Linked DNA regions of Homo sapiens: regions 1 and 2 are each linked to region 3. Evidence: read pairs that join two places in POLR2A ChIA-PET (ENCODE). Cell type or tissue: GM12878. All regions are shown on one strand.

Region 1 (4,000 bases), 230 kb before region 3:
CATATGTTCTACTCAAATATTATTTTTCAGATATCTTATAGGATCTAATATGTATAGCACTATACATATTAACATATATTCTGTATTTTGTAATTATTTGTCATTGTTACTATTTTTATTTAGGTTTAAATTACAAATATGATTCACAGGCTAGTCACAATCTTCATTTGGACTAAATGTGACAAGTATTCAAGTTTACCTTTGGCTTTATGAAGTGAATCTCACTAGCGATAATGAGTGAATTACCTTTCCATTACATCTTGAATCAACAGTTTTGCAAGCAATGAATGCAAAAATTAAGTTGTCTTTTTTTGGCAACAATTTAGCAAAGGCATATGTTCCGAAGTCAAATGACTTCGCTTCAAGTTGAAATTAAGAAATGTTTTGAAGCATACTCTTTTGATAATAATTTGCTTCAAAATAAGCATCATGCTTCTTTTTAATGCGACCCACATCCTTAACATGTGACTCAACAATATGGTAAATGAAAAAACAAAGTGCTCTCAAAAACAGCCTCCAAATACATTCCAGTTCATGGGATTTGGGTGCCTGTGTTTCTTTGTTATTTAGGTCCCCACTTTATAGCTGTCTATGCAGACCCCACCATTTTCTTCTTTGTTGCAATGATGACAAACGCTCTGAGAAAGAGGAGCTGGGCCTCTGCCAAGAACCTACTCTCCACTTCAGTATGTTTCAGCTTTCAAGACCTGATTGTTTTCTCCTTTCTCCCAGGGACTACTAGTTACCTCATTACCAGGAAGAATGACCCTTTGACAGCACAACTGCAATCCAGAATCTCCACCAAATTGTAACCTTAGAGATGCCGATGGCATCAAAAAACGAATCAAGATCGGAAGGTCAGAAAGACAAATGCATTAGTACATCTATAGCCTACAAGTTATTTGGCAGTTTTCTTGGCTTGCAAAAACCCATTTATAAAGTTTCTTTTGACGTATTTATTGCCTTTTTGCTTACAATCTTTAGACTGCCAGGATTCTTAATGTATAGGGGATTCCAGTGTTTGAGATTACTGCCTGGATTTGCAATCCATTTCATAAAATGTTGAACAAGAAACAACAGCTTCCTCCCTCTTCAAACAATCAGTATTACTATCTTACTCAGTTTTTACTACAGCAGAATACCAGTGAGATCAGCCATTTACTAAAAAATATTTCATAAAACAGCTCAAACTAAAAATGAAGTCAGATAAAAAGTAAACTAAAATAAATGGTGAGCTTGCTATTTAAGCTGCTTAACAACTTGAATTAATCTAACTTTAAACTTCGTCTTGCTATTATCTTAAGTTGATTGAATGTACTAGTTAGAGTTTTCTAAGATCCAGATAGACCAGTAACTAATTGCTTAATTTCTTCAAAGCAACTTGAACTTTTAATAAATAATCATAATAAGTTACAGCAACCATTTATTCTCTGCTATATGCTAGATATTTTACTTGACTTATTTTTAATCTTTACTGTAACACATCTAGGCAAAATATTAATATACCTATTTTACAAAAAAGGAAACACACTCAGCAATTTTTAGGGACCCAGGAGCCAGAATTCCATTTCTTCCAATTTCCTTCAATGTGTTCACGATGTATCAAGTAACTCGTTCATTTAGTCAAGCAACCATTTTAGCTGATTTAGTCACCGATTCAACTAATAACATTTACTCATTGTCTTAGATTTGGGAGGCATAGCTTGATAGCTGCAAGGATTATGTTAAATGTCAGTGAAATAATGGAATGTGGATTGGCTCATTTCATCTTAAAGATCCTGCTCACAGGGCACCAAACATTAAACTAGTTTTAATAATTAAATTGATAGACATTTCCTGGAGCAAGAAGCTGTGGCTACATTCTGTAAGTTTGTTGGGTAATACAAAACATTGTGTGGGTGTGCAAAAATCAAGCACACACTGCTAATGAAATCATTATGATCAAGGCTGAAGAGGCTTCACAAAAGAAAAACAAAGCGTCGTTGAGTTACTGATCTGTCCAAGAACAGGATTGAACCAAAGTGGGGTGACCATTCTGTGACCTTACTTACTGTACCTTTTGTTGACCACGAGTAGATAGACCAAAAAGCTACCCTGTGTTGAAGATGACATTCCTTGTCCCCATTTCCTAATGGCAAAATTTTTCACTCAAGTCATAGAACAAGAAGTCTAATGTTACCATTTAGGAATGGCATATCTCTTTAAGCCCTTCTCAGTGGCTTTTATGGCAATGAAGAAACCAAACAGCACATTTTCCTTGCCATCTTACACGCTGTTTTTAGTCTTTATCTGGCAGCATGCCTAGAGTATAAGGGTTTGTCTCTAGATAGATCTTTAAGTCTTTCTCCTTGCCATTTACCATCACTCAAATACTCTCATTATCAGTGGATATCTTAAACTCTGGGTTACACCTCCTTTTTATTCTACTTCCAGAAGTAGAGCTTCTAAAACTGGTGCTTCTATTAATTATACCACTCAGCTGATCATTTGTCTGTCCCTAAAGACGGAGTTGAAAAGACAACAATTTCGGAAAGAAAAGGAAAGGTAAATAATCCAAAGATAGTTTTTATGTACAAAACAGCATTACCTCTACTTAATATAGCATAAAATTTAATGCTCTACAAAGGAGTCTAAGTTCCTAAAAGTAAAATTATTTGCATATTTCAATATTAGATTCCTTATTTTGCTTACACAATTTTACACAGGCCTCTCAGATAGTTGCAGTGTCTTTAATCTCATGTTTTCCTTCATGATACTCTCTCTAACGAACATCCCATAAGTTTCTCACTCTGCAATATTTCCATTTCTAGTTCTTCCAATTTTTCTAAGGCACAAGTATAGAAAAAAATGCTTAAAGGAAACTTAATAAGAGTTACCATATTTCTGTTAAGTTTCCTGACGACATGTTAATGTATATATGGGGAAATAATTTATATAGATGAAAGGGAGAAATCATATATTTCCATTATCCTTGACAGTATCATGAAGGGCTTCAAGAAGTAAGTGGCATTTGAGTTGACTCTTAAACTTGGTTCAGTGGTGGACCAAGACATTCCTTGTTTAATAATAAGATGAGTAAAGTCACGGGAGAAGAAAAGTGAATGGGTTATCGGTGGCCTGCTGAGTTCTCTGGTGGGATTTGAGTATCAGTGTATCTGATATAACTATATCTGATATAACTCACTTTTTTGCTCAAACAAGCCTTAATCAACTAATCAATGCCTTGGTAAGATGGCATAATTCATCCAGTCTCTCCATCCAGTCTCACTCTTACATGTGCTACCTGAGCTGCTACAGCTTTACAGCCACAAATCAGTCACTATGTTGATATTCAACCACAGAACTTTCCAAAGTAAACCTAAATGAAAAGGTGAGCTGCCTCACTTTCTTCTAGTCTGGAAAGAGAGTTGGCCTTAGACACAAACACCTGGAGGCTAAGTGGCTGGCAGCCAGGAAGAGATGGCAGGAATGGAGACAGATGTCATCTGGGATGCCCATTCTGGGATTCACCCATGACAGTTCCCACTGCTTTTTCTTTTTCTAGCTCCTCCTCCTTCTTGTTCTCTCCCTAAGAGAAGAAAAAAGATTAAAGAAGATATTTGTCCATCTGAAAATAAACTAGCTTTTTCTCTCCACTACTGCTCCTACAGAGGTTCTGTAGGACACAGAAGCCAACTGCATCTAGTTTGATGGAATGTTATGCTGCTGAGCACACAGAGGAATACATTACAGAAAAATTCATTTTGCATGGTAAGAACTGGCCATGGGCTGTGTCCATTGAAGTGATGTGTCATAAATCTAGTGGCATGTGGCATTTCACATCATGGAATACTCCCCACATCATTGCCAGAATTTCTGGTGCAGCTAGCTTGAATATTTCCTGTCTACTCCATTCCTACTTCTAATGCCTGGTGACTGAAATGAGGTTCTCTATCACCTCTTACTTGAAACACTGCAAGAATATCTCAACTGATGATGATGGTGATGATGATAGCTAACT
Region 2 (4,000 bases), 180 kb before region 3:
CGTCTGACTTTCCTACTAGATAGCCTTAGAGAGCAGGGGCCACATCTTAAGTTTTATTATTGACACTGCGTCAGGAATATAGTACACCCTCAATAAAATGTTTGTGAGTGAATAACTAAATGAGTGAATGAAAATAGGGTTCCTTCATCTCGGATATAACTTAGAATTGAGAATAAAAGAGCCCTGAGTTTAAGGATTTTCTTGTTCTCATTTTATAAGAGGCACAGCTGAATCCTTGATGAAATGATTTGCCCTGGAGCGGGACAGAACTAAGGTGGGAAATAACTCAGGCTTTCTGGCACTGGTCTAATTATTTTTGTACTCACAAACAACTCAAGATACAGACTAGAGGTATTAGTTAAAGGTGCGAATCTATCTGGGCATTAGAGAGGCCAGGTAAATCGTGGGTGCAGATGTGACTTGGAAGAAATTGGGCCTCTGGCTTTTCTAGGCTGGCAGGCAATATGCACAGTCCGGGACATAACTGTACTGGGGATGATGGGGCAGTTGACTCAAGTGGAGAGGAATGAGAACTGAGATCAATGAGGTGTTATGAGTGTGTGTGTGGGGGTGGGGGTGGGGGGTGTTAGGAGAGAGGGATAGAGAATAGAAAGCGAAGGAGGAAGATTTGTGAGACTCAGAAAGGAAAGGAGACAAAGGAGAAATAGAGGCACTTTGAGAGGCCAAGGCAGGAGGATTGCTTGAGCCGCGCAGTTTGAGGCCAGCCTGGGCAACATGATGAAGCCCCATCTCTACGAAAACCTTAAGAAATTAGTCAGGCATGGTGGCTTGTATCTGTGTGGTCCCAGCTACTCAGGAGGCTGATGTGGGAGGATCGCCTGAGACCAGGAGGTGGAGGCTGCAGTGAGCCGAGATGGTGCCACTCCACTCCAGTCTGGGCAACAGAGCCAGAACTTGTCTCAACCCCCAAAACAAAAAGCTTTTTAAAAATATTTTTTTCTGATATCTTTGTAAGCACATTTTGCTCCCAAATGTGCTCTGAGGAACTCTAGTCAATAGGTATTTCCCCAGAATAGGGGCCTAGGTCAAAAAAATATGGAGAAAACAAATGTGAAGGTAATCAAAGTGAAGTCACTTTCTCTGCTGCAGATTGTGTCACAGCCTTTAATAGAGTGATATATATTACAGATCTCCAAGAGAAGGTGATGGTACAAATTAATTCCTGACTCTAGTTGTTCAGATTTTGAGGGGCACTCGGGTTCCAAGGATGTGAAAAGAAAATGAAGCGGCATCCTAATTTTTAACATAAATTATATTTTTAAGCCTTTTATCAACTTAAAAATAGGCTTTCTTTCCATCTTTAGATTTCCCCAAGTCAGATTCAGAGATGAAGAACCACTTGTAGGGCTCTTGTTTATATCTAACCTGTTCATAAGTACCCCATGACTACCCCAAATATGACACCTTGACCCCTAAAATGTGCTGTGGCTGAAAAGGTTCTTTAGAACTTTTCTATCTCTTGCTGGGCGCAGTGGCTCACGCCTGTAATCCCAGCACTTTGGGAGGCCTAGGCGGGCGGATCACGAGGTCAGGAGTTCAAGCCCAGCCTGGCCAACATAGTGAAACCCTGTCTCTACTAAAAATACAAAAAATTAGCCAGGCATGGTGGCGGCGCCTGTACTCCCGGCTATTCGAGAGGCTGAGGCAGGAGAATGGCTTGAGCCCGGGAGGCGGAGGTTGCAGTGAGCTGAGATCGCGCCACTGCACTCCAGCCTGGGTGACAGAGCGCGACTCTGTCTCAAAAAAAAAAAAAAAAAAAGAACTTTTCTATCTCAAAGGTAATTTGATTATTAGGGAATTATATTAGGCTTAAATGTTTTCTCTACCTTTTCCTTTCCTTACTTTTCTCATATTTTTCCTACTCAATGAAATATTTTTAAAAAAAAGATCATTGGGTATTTTACTATGCCTAAAATGTCTGCTTCAAAATAGCTGTTTGAAACCGAAGAATAATCTTAAGAATAACGTGTGTGTGTGTGTGTGTGTATGTATATATACATATATATGCATACATATCACATATATACATATATATTTTCAATACCTTCTGGATGTTTCATTAATCAGAACTGTGACTGAGCTGTGTGTGGCCATCTAACTTTAGCATGTCTGTTACATGTGTTGGAGACACATGCATGTAGAAGGTAGGAGGAGGTAGGGACAATGTTAAGAGGAAGGAGAAATGAGAAGAGGAAAGAGACAGGAAAAGAGGAAGTGCTGCTTTGGATAATGTATAGCAATGTACATCAAACACTCCCAATCAATTCTACTTTCTTGTTTACAGAGCTTACAAGTACAAAATCAGCTTTTACTTATAACTGTGTTAAACACCACCTGCCTGCCCTCTGAACCTCGCTGTCCCGAGATGAGGTCAGCCCGGCGAAGGGCTCTGGTTCTATAAGCAATCCTGTCATTCAGGCTAACAGCAGTGATTCACTCACAGGAGGCAAAAATGACTCAATTGTTGGGCTTATTGACTCCAGGGAGCACAGCTACTCTATTATTACCATGGAGTGCAAACACCCTGAGCTCTGTTTTGGTCCACTTAAAATTACTATTTGCTGTGAAGAATTGGCAAAGCAATTCTTAAAATGATGGGGGTGAAAGTCAGGCAAGCGCCATTATGGGCTTTTCCTTCTGTTTAAGCAGAAGTAAGCAGTACAGGACTCGTTCTGAGCCTGACCCACTTATTTAACCTTTTATTCACTTTGTTGTATTAACATATATTAACTGGCTATATAAGCCCTAGGGGGGATAAAAAAACCTCATGACCAAATTATGGTTCCATTTTCATGGGTAACCTCTCCTTGGGTGGAAATTAAACCCCAATATAAATACATTTTAGGTGCACACAAAAGTGAGGAGGAATGCCAAAAACAAATGCTGGACAACAGTCCTGCAAAGACCACAGCAACCATGGAGTGGCTGGGTAAATTACACACAAGAGGAACTATTTGAAAAACCAAATACATTTAATTAAATAAGTTACAAAATTATTTTCCTATCTCTTATCTACTCCCCTTGGTTAATATCCATGACATACTGATGTTGCATAATTGCTCTTATGGAATGCTGCAGCTTAGAGCCGTAATGAGCTGCCTTTGCACAAAGGCAGCAAAAGTGGTTTCCCTACAGAGTTATCTTCTCAATTATTTATACTTGCAACACTTTCACATAATGGCAGTTTTAAAATCAAACAAACAAAGCAAACTGTACAATAAAGGAAGGAGGCAAGAAGGTGCAGGGACCTTTTCCTTTCTTTTTTGAACACCAGAAGGGATGGGCAAGCCACATAAAGTCAATGAATTTGGTTCCTGGAAAAGTCTCAGGGGCCTTGCAATGAGGCGACATCAAAGCATTTGGAGATTGCCACCTTGGTGAGAGATTAAACATGCTCTGCATACCTGCTTTGCTTTTAATCTGTCATATCTAAATATATGAAGGAATGCAAACTTTATTTCTTCTGTTTGTAAGTTTGTCTTTGAAAATTCCTAATCAGAAGACTTGCTACTCACCCCCCACTCCTGAAAAAAAAAAAAAAAAGAAAAAAAAGGTGCTAAACTGTCAAAGTGATGTCAGTGTAAACAGAAAATGGTGCTGTGTGTTGTACCCGTCCCTCAGGCTGTGGAAGGGCTTGAAGGTTTTTAATAGTGCTTGTTTCCACTGTCCGCACCTGCCTTTGGTTAATCACTCAAAAACTTATATACAGCAGAAGAAAAACTCCTTGGCAGTTATACCATATATGGACATACAAAATAACACAAAGGGTATATTTAAATTCTAAGGCAGAACTATACTGTTGTTTCTAATATTTAAATTTGGTATACATTTGGAATGAGCTGCTTACTGCTACCATCCAACTCAGACTTACTCGGTTCTTAGCGCCTAGCTCAGTCTCCTGTTTAGAGTGGATGCTCAATAAATGTTAGCTATGTGATGTTTTCAAGTTAATCCATAGATGTGGTTGCAGATTATATTT
Region 3 (4,000 bases):
TTTTTTTTTTTTTTTTTTTTAGCATCAGACTCACTAGATTGGTTCCAAAATAGGATTAGAAACAGAGAGAATAGAAAGAAATCTCCTTTCCTGGCCTGACATACACAGTCATTTCTTACTATACTCTCCATCCTCATTCACCAACTGTTAAAGTGTTAAAATTCAACCACTAACCTATGGTTACTCAATCATAATTCCCTTCAGCTTTCTGTAATACATTGTTAATAATTGGTTCATCAAGGTTACTGTCTTTTATTATGAAGATGCTTCAGGCATTTGGCAATAAGTCCCTATTCTGACAATAAGTTTCTATAGCAAAAGCCCTGAGAATTGTAATGTGTTTGTTCACCCCTTTTATTTCGAATGCAGTGCAAGATTGCCAATAATTCTCAGAATTGTCATCTCTGTGACATACTAGGAAATCAGCACTCACTCAATTCTCTTTCATTCAGTCCTCTCTCTCCAGACCAGTCCAGCTAACTGTCTTGCTTCTTTCTATCCCTGCTGCACTGATTACACAAAATTAAGAAAGCAGAAAACACAGTGGTGACTATATCAAACAGAATTTGCGAACACCCAAGTCACCAAATCCAGAAAACTTTACACATTAAGAGCACAAATCACTCTATCAACTCTGGTTTTTTGGCTCTCAACATAAATAGGAGGGGGTCCAAGAAAGGAGAAATGAAAATGAAGGGTATGGCAGAGAAAGCAAGAAAGAGAAGAAAAGACCCCAAAAGAGACGGAGTCATTTAAAAAGAAAACTAAATCAGTGGAGCTAGATGTTAAAACAAGGTTAAAATAATGCTTTGCCCAGTGGCCTTAAAAGATTGCTAAAGGCTAGCAGACTTACATGGTCAGCGAGATTTGTGGAGGAGCCTGAAAGTTCTTCATGATCTGACTTGGAGCTGCCGTCTCTTTCATCAATGACGAGGTCGATGGGCATTTTCCCCTTCAAACAGCTAATGTATCGGTGGCAGAAGTTATCGCACAGTTCGTGGACCTAGAACGAAGGTCATGGTGGAGGGTTTAGCTCATGTTGTTGTTGTTGTTGTTTTGTTTCATTTTTAGAAAGGAAAAATACCAGGTTGCAAGGTTACATTTGCAAAGAGCAACAGTGTGATGTCTTCCAAACTAACTCTAATTAAAGGGTGTAATAGTTGAAGGCAAGGAAACAATAGAGTAATTGTTGCAGCAGATATTATTCTCCAGAGACTTCTCTGAGCAACAAGTTACAATAGAGAGAGAAAGAAACAGGACTGGAAATAACTGGGTTCAGAGTGGGAGTCCAGGGAATTAAATCTGATTTGATAATAACATCAAAACATTACAACATTGGAGCTGGGGAGAGCATTAACGTTTGTGATTTTATAAGCTAGGGGTTTCGTATGTTTCCAGGGGAAAGTAATTGAGCTGCAGAGCAATGTAAAGACACCCAGCAAGGATGATTCACTCTGCCTGCACCTAATGCAAACCCAGGGCCGAGGGTGAGCTGAGCTAATAAAGATGCAAGCAGGCTGAGTGTCCAGTAACATAAATGGTTTGCTGCATTTCAAAATAATCCTGAATGCCTGAGGGGAATATTGGGGAGGAGGAGGCTACTTTAAAGGCAAGGCTGTCCTGATTCACCCACCCTCTGAGCCCCTGTGTTGAGAAGCGAGTTGAAGGATGGACATGGTTACATGCTCAAAATCTCCAGGTGCTCAATCCCTCACACTAGAGGTTTGTTAAAAACATCCCAACTCAACTAGGAGAGGGAAATGGTTTAATCAACACGGGGAGCGTTATTTCCTGCTTACCTTTTCTAACTCCAAAAGATGAAACCTTAGTACTTGTATTGCTTGTATCATCTGAAAGAAAAGTTCAGGGAATGGAGTTAGAGCTCTGTGACTCTGAGGTCCTGTCTTGGGGTTGGGAGTGGGGTGAGGATGGTGGTGAGAAAGTTGGGCTGGGGAGAAGAAACGGGCAGGTGGCCAGGAAAAACTTAAACATCAAGAAATAGTCAGAAAAATCAAGTGATTACTGATCATCTCTGCCTCATTGGCCACGGGGTAGGAATCTGACTCAACCTGAGCATAAGCATTAATATCTTTCCCCCTGATGTTCACTGTGCTATTTGTAAGACTGCTTTCCTCGGGCCAGGCCTTTTTTCTCCTCTTAGTCCTCTTTAAACATCCCCTCCCTCGACCTCAGGACAACTTTTTTTTTTTTCCTTAAAAAAAAAAAAAAAAAAAAAAGGTCCCTTCTCAGGATAGAAAAAGCTTTTTAGAACAGCATACCCAGCGAAATCCTTCCTCACTAAAGAAGGAAATACTCAAGATGAATGCTGAGGCAGGGCCTTTGAAAGCGGATTTAAGTACTTTTAATATTGAAATCGTGCAAATTAGCAAAAGAATCGCACCTAAAAGTGGCCTGCGCTGGCCTGCCCCTCACCGCCCCCCAGCCCCCACCCCCAGCCCGCCCTCAGCCGTGCCAGTGGTTACATCCTTCGGGTTAGCCGCCCGGGGCTCGGCCGCCTGCCCCGGCAAACAGAGGAAATAACTCACTTCTCGCAGTTTACTCCTGGGGCCGAGACCTGGGAAACATCCCCTGCTCGCGCTCTCGGCGCTCGGTCTCCCGTTTCGGCCTCCCTGGGCTTCGCTCCCCACCGCGTTCATCCTGCTCCTCGCTCGCCAGCTCCCGTGCGGGGGCTCTAAGCTGCTCCCTTCCTCCCTCTCTCCCTAGAGCTCCAAAAGAGGGTTCTGTTCTAACTCCCCAGAGCTCCAGCAGAAAGTGGGTGCTTCTGGGCATGGGAGAGGGCAAAGGCTGGGGAAAAACAAGGAACAGAGAGCCTTACCAAATTGTCCAGCTCTGGATTTGAGGAAAAAAGTGGCTTTTCGGCGCGAACCTGTAAGAAACAGAGAGTCAACTTGAACGATCACCCCATTTAAAATAAGAAAGCTGAAATGTGAGAATGGGTACGGTGGAGGGCAATGGCGGAGAAGAGGAAAGGGGCTTTGGCAAAATACAAGAAAGAAACTGGTGCCTTAAATTAGTGGAGTCCCTGAAGAAGAATCAGGGCATTCTGGTCCTGGCCCCATTAAGGGGGACCTGGTACGACTAAGCTGTAGCCAGGAACTCAGGGTCGTTCTCAGGGCCTCGAGTTCCATATCCAGCAGTCCAAGAGGCTGTGGCTCTCCACTGCTGCCTGGGACCGCTCGGAGAGGCGCCCAGCTTCCTTGCCTCCCGGGCACTCCCGGGTCCCTCACAGCCCCTCTCCCCAATTCTTGTTCAAGTAGCTGGAGGCGGGGGAAAAAGGCCAAGCCCCAGATTAGGAGCAGGTCAACTTTAATTCGAGGGTCGACCCCTGTATTCCTGCTGGGGGGGAAAACAAACACCCATATTTATCTCCACTTCCAATTCGCCCCCAGGCTCAGGGATGGGGAGGAGGCGTAGAGAGCGGACTGGGCCAGAGGAACAGATAGGGTGTCCCTGGCCTTTCCTCCTTTCAAGTAAAGCTCCGAGGAAAGGGGAGGGGTAGTGAGGGACTGCCCGAAGTTGAGTGGATCAAGAAGGCTGGACCTGCTTGGCGAAGACCGCGATGTCCTCGTTGAAGGAGTCGGAGGAGCAGACGTCTCCGCCAGCCACTCCAGGTTCCCGGGGAGTGCAGGTCGCCAGCTCGCACTTCTCAAAGACCAGAGCTAACAGAGGAAACAACGGGTGCCTAACGGGCAGCGCCACGCAGAGACACACACACAGAGACGGGGTGCAGAGGGGAAGGAGCAAGAACTGTAATCAACAAGTTTGGAGGGTGTGGAGTCCTTCTTTAATACAACAGGCACGCACCACACTTTACAACCCTTCCTCCATCAGGCGAGCCTAAGCCAGAAACAGAAAGGGAAAAGGGCCTGGCCCTCTCCCGCAGCTCAGAGGTCCCTCAGATCTGGCCAGAGAAGACCCCGGCCACTGCAGCCCGACAAATAAAAACAGCCTCAGTTGGAACGTAATGAAACATCCGAGA

The links. ChIA-PET counts read pairs that join two places held together with the same protein. Peaks named below come from ENCODE experiments on the same cell type or tissue, not always from the same donor. Only the 100,000 strongest peaks of a DNase experiment are listed, where the experiment ranks them.
Region 1: POLR2A ChIA-PET joins it to region 3 with 6 read pairs; 4 of 35 experiments call an interaction of 5 or more read pairs at or near these places.
Region 2: POLR2A ChIA-PET joins it to region 3 with 12 read pairs; 10 of 35 experiments call an interaction of 5 or more read pairs at or near these places.

Annotation. Positions count from the first base shown.
Region 1 is chr15:36,863,079-36,867,078 of GRCh38, forward strand. It overlaps LOC145845 (a long non-coding RNA gene), which reads right to left. Exons shown (of 7, transcript NR_024264.1): 7 at 1,365-3,568. Among named protein-coding and RNA genes, the nearest start is that of MIR8063, 110 kb to the right of the region's middle. In GM12878, no CTCF peak of the experiment used is centred here; no DNase peak of the experiment used is centred here.
Region 2 is chr15:36,909,284-36,913,283 of GRCh38, forward strand. All of the region lies in intron 9 of MEIS2 (Meis homeobox 2), which reads right to left. Among named protein-coding and RNA genes, the nearest start is that of MIR8063, 62 kb to the right of the region's middle. In GM12878, no CTCF peak of the experiment used is centred here; no DNase peak of the experiment used is centred here.
Region 3 is chr15:37,092,728-37,096,727 of GRCh38, forward strand. MEIS2 (Meis homeobox 2) reads right to left here. Exons shown (of 12, transcript NM_170675.5): 3 at 3,562-3,703; 4 at 2,837-2,887; 5 at 1,800-1,850; 6 at 854-1,003. Among named protein-coding and RNA genes, the nearest start is that of MEIS2, 5.8 kb to the right of the region's middle. RefSeq lists an enhancer at 2,013-2,874. In GM12878, no CTCF peak of the experiment used is centred here; no DNase peak of the experiment used is centred here; H3K4me3 peaks cover 1,471 bases; H3K27ac peaks cover 764 bases.